Regions from separate parts of the Homo sapiens genome. Here region 1 is linked to region 2. Evidence: chromatin contacts called from ENCODE Hi-C data. All regions are on one chromosome and are shown on one strand. The core of a region is the stretch at or near the end of the contact, and the rest is flanking DNA. Distances in the headings are between cores, read along the strand shown.

What was found. A loop is a pair of places that touch in the nucleus more often than their neighbours do. Pooled maps may share reads with other maps.
Region 1: a pooled map shows a loop between it and region 2 (31-fold over the local background). The contact joins the promoter of ZCCHC4 here to the promoter of DCAF16 in region 2. A Hi-C loop is called at or near these places in 10 of 50 pooled maps.

Annotation. Positions count from the first base shown.
Region 1 is chr4:25,310,865-25,315,440 of GRCh38, reverse strand. ZCCHC4 (zinc finger CCHC-type containing 4) reads right to left here and starts at 2,667. Exons shown (of 13, transcript NM_024936.3): 1 at 2,505-2,667; 2 at 1,277-1,395; 3 at 41-123. The coding sequence starts at 2,631. RefSeq lists enhancers at 2,549-2,608, 2,137-3,013 and silencers at 2,607-2,811, 2,819-2,888.
Region 2 is chr4:17,809,449-17,814,037 of GRCh38, reverse strand. It overlaps DCAF16 (DDB1 and CUL4 associated factor 16), which reads left to right and starts at 3,281. Exons shown (of 3, transcript NM_017741.4): 1 at 3,281-3,591. NCAPG (non-SMC condensin I complex subunit G) reads right to left here and starts at 3,059. Exons shown (of 21, transcript NM_022346.5): 1 at 2,850-3,059; 2 at 1,614-1,817; 3 at 893-1,121. The coding sequence starts at 2,960. RefSeq lists enhancers at 2,588-3,100, 3,374-3,533, 3,101-3,612, 3,654-3,743.

The sequences.
Region 1 (4,576 bases), core at 1,418-3,917, 7.5 Mb before region 2:
ACAGCTAAACTAATAAAGAAAAATGACACTGCATCAGTACCTTTCCACACACTGCGTTCGGGACAGGGGAGGCTGACATCTTCGGTTATGAGCTTCTCGGGCAGCAAGTCTAGCTCCTGACAACTGAAAGAGAGTACAAAACCCATTGAATAAACTGTGAAATATCTATCATCCTAGAAGAACTGGCATCACATTCTGACATCAAGAAGTCAGAAATTCAACCAACTCAACAGGCATTCATTTCAGGAGAAAACAAAACAGCGAAAACTGGGAAAATTCTAGAGCAGCTTGAAGCAATATCCAGCATATTAAAGCACTGAGAGATTAACATATGTTCACTGTAGCATCATCCACAATAGCAAAAAGGTGGACACAAACCAAGTATTCACCTTAATGGGTCTGCAGAAGAGTGGTATATAATACTGTTTTACCATAAACCTAACAAAACTGAAAATTCTCTGGTCAAAGTTTTCAGAAACTTCAACTGGAGCCGAGTTCAAGAGGATACCAAGCTCATGACTATATCTCTAAGTGCCTTCATTGGTCATCTAATAGCTGTATAAGGGATGTTCAATGCAAATGTTCAAAAAAAGTGTTTTTTAACACTTTCTGGAATGATCATGATTTCTCTTTAGTGAGCAATCTGTATCTGCCAACGGTGCTATCGACTGAATGTTTGTGCCCCCTAAAATTCGTATGTTGAAGCCTTAACCCCAATGTGATGGTATTTAAATGAGGCGCCTTTGAGAGGTAATTACGTCAAGAGGGTAGAGCCCTCAGGAATGAGATTAGTGTCCTTCTAAGACAGACAGTGCTTGCTTCCTCTCTCTGGGAAATGAGGATATAAAGAAAGGATGACCCTCTGCAAATCAGGAAGAGGACAGGACCTACACCAGACACTAGATCTGCCAGCATCTTGATCCTGGACTTCCCAGTCTCCAGAACTGTAAGAAACAGATGTCTGTCGTTTAAGCCACACAGCCTATGGTACTTCTGTTACAGAAGCCCAAGCTAACACACAGAAGATCAGCCCCACCCAATATTACCACCTCAGAGAGTCTTATGGGGAAATAAGACTTTGAGACAGTAGTTTAAGATATCAGTAATCAGAGTAAACATGAACTCATTTTCTGAACCAACAAACATAGTATCTCCATCTCTCTTAAGAGATTTATCTTGTATGTTCAGACCGCATATTTTTATTGGTTTACACGTTCTCAACAAAATTGTCACACATACCAAAAATAAAAAATAAATATCCAAAAAGTTGATATACCTTTTCATCTTCCCACTGAAAAAAATTACAGTCTTTTCTATCTCTACAGGCTGAACAGGCATAAAACCTCCGAGTTTCTTCTTTCCCTTGGGTCACCTTTACAAACAGAAGAGTGGGTCCTAGTTCCAGAATAGAAAAAAAAAAAAAAAGTGTCAAGTAATGGTCATCTACGTCAAGTTCTTAGTTTTCGCTGCCCTTAAATAAAATTTGTTTGAGCTTTAGGCACAATTTATCATAATTAAATCCATCTCTTTGGTTGGTTGTTTTTTGTTTTGTTAGGGTTTTTTGTTTTGTTTTCTTGAGACAGGGTCTCCCTCTGTCGCCCAGGCTGAAGCGCACTGGCACAATCATGGCTCACTGAGATCCTGCTTCCTAGCCTCAAGCGATTCTCCCGCCTCAGCATCCCGAGTAGCTGGGACTACAGTTGCGTGTCCCCAGCTGTTTTTCTTTTTTTGTAGACGGAGTGTCATCATTTTTGCCCGGGCTAGTCTCAAACTCCTGGGCTCAAGCGATCAGCCCGCCTCGGCCCCCCAAGTGCTGGAACTACAGGTGCACGCCACCACGCCGGCTTCTCTGTGTTTAATGAATGTTTCTTTTCTCTCTGTTACAACATTCCGGCAGTGACTACTTATAAATAATTTTTGAAAACCGGTCTCTTCAGAAAGAAAATGCTATTGTCGGTACAGTTGCTGTCTACGTTGTGAATATTACAAACCTGAGACTAAAACAAGGAAGGGACTCAGAGAATTGAGGACTTTGACATCTCTTGCGCGGTTACCCTTGCAGTGAAAACCTGAGCTTTGAGCTGGAAACGCCCACTTTCTGTAAGTTAGAGAAAAACTGAGTCTAGTTCGCAGGCAAGAATTACACTGTTTTTCTCCCTAATTTTTTATTTTTGAAGGGAGAGCAAATCAACAAATGAAATCCCCAAGTACTTGTCAACGAGAACTATTCAATACCATGCATTCTTCTCTTTGCCTACTTTTCTGCCCCTTCCCCCCAAAAGAGATGAAATAGTCCTGGAGCCAAAACCACAAGAGTGGAGACTTGCTCTGAATGTTTCTCAAGTAAGTTGAAAAACACCGCGTTCCGAGGAAGGAGTATTTTCTAGGCAGCACACTGGTGAGGGAAAGAGGCGGGTAAAAATACAGGAGCCCCAAAAGCCACTTCCAAGCCAACTCACACCCTCAGCGCCCGGCAGTTAGGCTGAGCCCAGACTCTGACCCACCGTGAGGGCACAGCGGGGCGGGGACGGCAGGATCCAAAGGAAGCACCACCTCCATTCCCGAGCTTCCCCGGCACCCTGCGCTGCCCTCTGCCTCCACGGCTTCAAACCCATTCCTGGAGGCCGCCATCTTCCCGCCGCCGTCCCGAAAGCCTCAGTACGAAACAAGAATGCTGAGAAAGAGCGCCCCCGCGACCCAAAGCGACCCACAGCGCCCCCAGGCGCTTAGGAGGAGCTTGGGCGGGGGCTGCCGCGGCGGAGGCCACGCCCCGAAACGCAGTCCCCGCCCACCTGGGGGCTGCACCTAAGCGGCCCCTAGCGGTGGGGCTCGCAGGTCACTTGCGGGACCTGTGCCATGAGCTCAGCGCATGAAGCACCCTCCTTTCTTAAGAATATAGCCAGGAAGTGAGATGATTCGAACAAAGACTTGGTTGTATTGTAGGTCCAAAAGGCAGCATTACCACCTCTGCCAAATAGCTGAAATGGCTGCAGCAGCTGTGATTTAAGGATCATTCTTTGTTTTTCAAAGTCACAGTCACTGCATCATCCTCTGTAACTTTTGGACAATGCTGAAAGTTGCACATCATAGTTGCATACTCATTGACATTTATACATAAGAAAGAAAGAAAACCGTCCTGATTTGCAGATGACATGATTGTCCACATTTTAAAAATCCGAAAGAATCTATCAGGAAAACACCTCCGGTTTAAACTGAGTTCAGCAAGGTTGCAGGATATGAGATAAACACACAAACATCAACTGGATTTCTAAATACTAGCAATGATCACAAGAACACTAAAAAATAGAATACCACTTACAATCACTCAAATAAATGAAATAGGTGTAAATCTAACGAAATATGTACAGAGCTTTATGTATGCTAAAAACTCCAAAATGCTTGATTAAAAAAAATCAAGGCTGAGTGCAGTGGCTCACACCTGTAATCCCAGCACTTTGGGGGGCCAAGGAGGGAGGATTGCTTGAATCCAGGAGTTCGAAACCAGCCCGGGCAACAAAGCGAGACGACATCTCTAAAATAAATAAGCAATTTTTAAAGTTTTTTAAAAATCAAAGAATAGCCGGGCACGGTGGCTCACGCCTATAATCCCAGAATTTTGGGAGGCCAAGGCAGGTGGATCACAAGGTCAGGAGATCGAGACCATCCTGGCTAACACCGTGAAACCCCGTCTCTACTAAAAATACTAAAAATACAAAAACAAAAAAATTAGCCAGGCGTGGTGGCGGGCACCTGTAGTCCCAGCTACTCGGGAGGCTGAGGCAGGAGAATGGCGTGAACCCGGAAGGCGGAGCTTGCAGTGAGCCGAGATTGTGCCACTGCACTCCAGCCTGGGTGACAGAGTGAGACTCCGTCTTAAAAAAAAAAAAAAAAAATCAAAGAATAAACAAATGCAGAAACATACTGCATTCATAAATCAGAAGACTCAACATAGTAAAGATATCAGTTCTCCCCAGGTTTAATGCTTATACAGGTGTAGCACAATTGCTATGAAAATCCCAGCCAGATTCTTTTTGTACATTTAGACAATATTCTGAAATTTATATGGAAAGGCAAGGGAACTAAAATAGCTAAAACAATTTTGGAAAAAGAATAATGAAGTGGGAGGAATCAGCCTACTCAATTTCAAGTCTTATAGTGCAGTAATCAAGACGCAGCCACATGTCTATGGTTGTAGACGAAATAGTCTCTTATGTTATTTAAAGAACCATTGGGGCATGTGCCTAGTTAACTTCACACATTGAGTGCTATGGTTTATTACTGTAAAAACATGGCTGTTTTTCTTTCACATTTCATGTAATGGTTTTACTCAAATTCTCCATCTGCACCAGTAGCATCTGTATCTTTGATGTACCAGTGTCCCCTTTTTCAAGTTGTCCAGAACACTTTTTCAGTGTATATTATCTGCACATGTCTGGTCTTTTGAGATAGGAAACTTTCTACAGCTATGATGATGATACTCTCGGACACTATCTCAAGACCTAACTAGCTGGGCACACATTCTCAGGACCCCTTGAGACAGTGCCCTAGGCAGAATAAAAACTAAAAGACCTAACTA
Region 2 (4,589 bases), core at 2,032-4,531:
ATCTGTACTTCTCACATCTTTCCTACCTCAATTATTAAGTACAGGTTGACTATCAAATACCTATGTTTTACACAATATTATTATGGGTATCTTTTAACACCAAAAAAAATACCAACTACTATAGTGATAAATATACCAGTGATTATAAAACTGGTAATAGGGACAAAAAGGACAGAAGAGTGCCTAAAACATACCTAGGCATATATGGAAAAATGAAATACAACTACCTTTATGACCCCATAGGTAAGAAAAAGTTCCTTAAAAAAGAGATTAAAAAATACGAATCATAATGGCAGAGATTTATATTTTTGACATAAGAATTTCTGTTCAAAAAAAAGATACCCCAAAGGGAGTGAAACAATGATACCCCAATGAGCCACCTAAAACAGGAAGAGATCTACAATTCATATAACCCAAGGATTTCTTTTCAAAATATATAAAGAATGCAAATGAATTTTTTAAAATAGTATTTTAAATTAAAAACCCAATGAAAAAATGGGCAAAACACAGTAACAGGTATTATATAGAAATATAATTGGCTGCTAAATATATACATACAGCATGATTTACACAAAATGACAGGAAAACATTAAGATAGACATATGTGATTTATGCAAAAAAATTTTTTTTAATTTAAGCAAGAGACTAATTAACCCCAAACTGAGGATTTAATAGTTACTTCTGAGGGACAGGGATGCAACTGGGATAGGATGCAAGTACTGACTTTTTTTTTTAAGCTGGGTGGTTGCTACTTAGGTTTTTTTTGTTTAATCGGAATCATATATTAATTACCTATACTCTTCAAATGTATAGACCATAATAAAAAATTTCAAATACTGAGAATTTAACAAAATCAACAAATCTGAAAAAAGATTTAGGAAACTACACACACCATTAACCACTGGGCATTCATCATCCTTGGGATCCTGAAGTCGTGAAAGCGCCAGAACTGCCTGTATTCTCACATTTGGAATCTTATCTTTCAATCTAATAAGCATGGCTTTATTAATTTTATCAAACACATCATCATCAATCTGAGCATTTTCTGGCATACTTCCCAAAAGCTTGTTTATGAGCAGGCACACTCTAAATCTCACTGCATTGCTGTTTGCTTCATGAGACTAAAACAGAAACAAATCAAAATTTATTCATAGTCACATACCACTCCCAAATAATCAATATTATCTGAACTCTATACATTCGGAATGCAAGAAGTTACAACAACAATTCATTTCCTGAAGAGAACCTATAATGCTACCTTGGTCCATATGTATAGCAAATATATATATTTTATACAGTCTCAAAATGAACAGTCTGAAAGAAGTCTTTGCTAAGTTACATAGTCCTCTTTGTAGAGGCTTCTAAAATACAGAACTCATTTAAAATAAACAAAGGAGAACTGGTTTAAAGAGGTCATTAAAAATTTAATGCTGGAGTTAAAGTCCACTTTTTAATCATAATGATAATTCTAATATTTCCTATGAAAGGTAGACTCATTCAGGTTTTTTCAATCACTAGATATTTCATTGTCAAAAACATACAAACTCCCACGACTCTTTTAAAGTGGCAAAATTTTCTAAAATCCCTCCCCAAAGCTATCATTTTCATAGTACCTTTAAGAGAAAAGTAAACAAATAATTTAAAAGGCCACCATCTTCCTCTTCCTCATCATCTTCCATATCTGATTGGTGAAATGAGGTAACAAACTTTGCTGCAAATTCTATTACCCTCTCCACAGCTGGTTCACGTTTATAGACCACCATAACATATTTAAGGTAATGAATGAACTCCTCATGAAAAACTGTCTTATCATCCATCTGAAAGACAAAAGAAACCCTTCATAAACTGCACCGATAAAAATCCTTTATTCCCAACATCACCCTAAGACTGATGAAAGCACTAGCCATAATAATGCAGACAAATTAAAATATTTATTTAGTAAACTCTTAATTATCCAAACCAGCCAAAGGGCAATCAATTTGCATGAATTTCTCTCCAGGCTATAATGGGAGTACACAAGCTTGACTTTTGACAGTGAAAAGATTCCTTTGATATATTTTTTTCAATATCTTTGATTCTCAATAAGCCTTTAGTACCAGTACGTTACAAATACGCTTCTTCAACAACCCAAAATCAATACTGGCTTTTATATTTCTCATATTCAGGCCTTCCTATCACCAGCAGTTTCTTTATGAGATAACTTGCACATCCTATCTCATATCCTCAAAGCCCTGTGATGTTTACTCACAATTTTTCTTGGACCTCAAGATAATTCATCTTCCCCAAATTAATTGTTCTATTCTTCTCAAGGTTCCACTCAAAACAAACAAATAGTATGTACATAAATAAGAATGGCCAGGCCCTAAAAATAATTTGGTATTTGGTGATTGGATTCAACGTAACCGTAGGACAAGGGTAGAATCATTTGATGTTCGGCGGGGAGCGATGACCCCAGGGGCAACGACCACTGAACCCCCGCATTCAGGATCCACTCTGCGGTTCAATATTTGATGTCTGATCGCCTCGGTGGTCGTAAATGTTTCTCTCCACGTTCACGATCGGACTAAGGAATAACGGTCCACGCCGCCCAGAAGCTGGGGGTGTCGGCTCAGAAAAGCCAAGGCGGGGCCCGTGTGAACGACGCCCAGGCTTCGGAGGCTTTCTGGCCTGGGCCCAGGCGACCTCGGGTAAGTCCCTGACTTCTCCGAACCTCAGATCCCTATGAAGTGAGTCGCGAAGGTGAACAAGGCTGGAGTCACGGTGCGCCGAGCCCGAGGGCCACGGAGGGCCCCTGAGGGAGGGTGGGCCGGGGCGGGCGAGAGGCGGCGGCCGGGGCCGGGAGCGCTTACCGTGCGGTAGGTGCGGCTCAGCGCCACCACCAGCTTCGCCTGGTTCTGGTGCGGCTGCTGCGCCAGCCGAAAGGCCTCCTTAATCGACAGCAGCCTCCTTTCCGCTCCCATGGCTCTGGAACCCTGCCGGGACGAGTCCTGCCCGCGCTCGGCTACAGCCTGCCAGCCCGCCAACCCAGAGGCAGCGCTCTCCGAGTAGTCTTCTATGACAGCCCCAGGGAGTATTTACCGCTCGAACGTTCAAATAATTCCCGCGAGAGGGGGAAATCCCGCGAGACTGCCGTAAGCGCTTTGGGAGAAGAGAGCGGGAAGCGATGGGTCCACCCACCTCGCACCCCGCGCTTTGGGCGCATGCGTCTAGGTTCAACCTTGTCCAGCCGTTTTCACGGAGGGAAGTGGCGTTTCTAAGGGGGAGGGGCCTTGACTCGGCCGGAAGTAGCGTCGGCGCGGGAGCTGAGCGGAGTGGCCTTGCCACCGGAGGGGAAGGGCTGCTGGCGTTAGGCCTGGCTGGGTCGTGCGGCTGAGCGTGAGGCTAGAAAGAAAAAGCGATCCTCCAAGAGTGAGAACGGGAGATCTGCCGAGGATAACAACCTCCCTTGTGGCCGAAGGGCGGGGGATCCCCACACGAGGGCTCCGCTTCGAGAGACGGCGACAAAGGAAAGTTCGTAGCGCGTTCCGGAGGCCCGGCCACCTCTGAGAAGGGAGACGACGCTGCTGGGTCCGCTGAGCGGGGCGACCCGAGGTTAGTGGAGACGGATGCTGTCTTTTGAAGGCCTTAGTCCCTGCCCTGGTGAAGCCGACTGCGAGGTTCCACAGGGCGTGCAGGCAGTCCGGGGATCGTTGCGAAGGGGGGTGCGGGCTAACTTAGCTGCTGCCGTTTCTAGATGTGCAGCTGTGTAGGCCCTGTTTACAAGTGTGCATAAGGACAGTGTATTAAGGGAGAACTCAAGAGAATGGAAAGGTCTTTCGGGTAGTGGTTAAAATAAAGAAGAGTAGGAACTAGGTTTTTAAATTTTAAATGAAATTATATCAGACAGAACTTCTGTTGGATCTCAGGATGCACCATCCAAAAATAGGACTGTAGGAGACCAAAATATGCCACCCTACAATATACTTCTAGAGTATATTTTGAGCTGGTATTCTGATAAAATGCAGACACAGGAGTCGCTCTGAAAATCTGTCCTGTTGTAAAAGAAATTGACATCTACAGAGGAAATATACATCAGTAAAGGATCTGTATCAGAAAGAGGGCAGCTCTGCGATAATTTTTGTTACCTGGGAGATCTTATCTGCATACCAAGACAACTTTTATTCACCGTATATTTCCTCCCCTCACCTTTCCACAACTTTGTGGCCACCATCCCCCAGAAAGCCGCAAGCCCCCATTTCTTGAGTAGCGTAGGATGCTGTATAATATTCAATCATCTGACCATGGTGGGACTCCTCTGCGTATGTAATTAAGTACGGGTTTTTTTTCTTGTTAATGTCTATGTCAGGTTAATTTGTAACCCAGCCAAAGAACCTAGGAGGATGGAGGGAAGCCGTTTTTCCCTCTCCTACACCTCAGTAACCTACTGCCAGCTGAAGAAATAGAACATTACTAAAGCCACCTGTACATCTTTCTCCTTTTGAATTACCTGCCCTCCGAAGAAGTAATGGATTTTCTGAATTTACTGTTAACTTTTACCATGCAGCTTTCTATATCTTAATGACATATTTTAATATATTAATGACATGAAT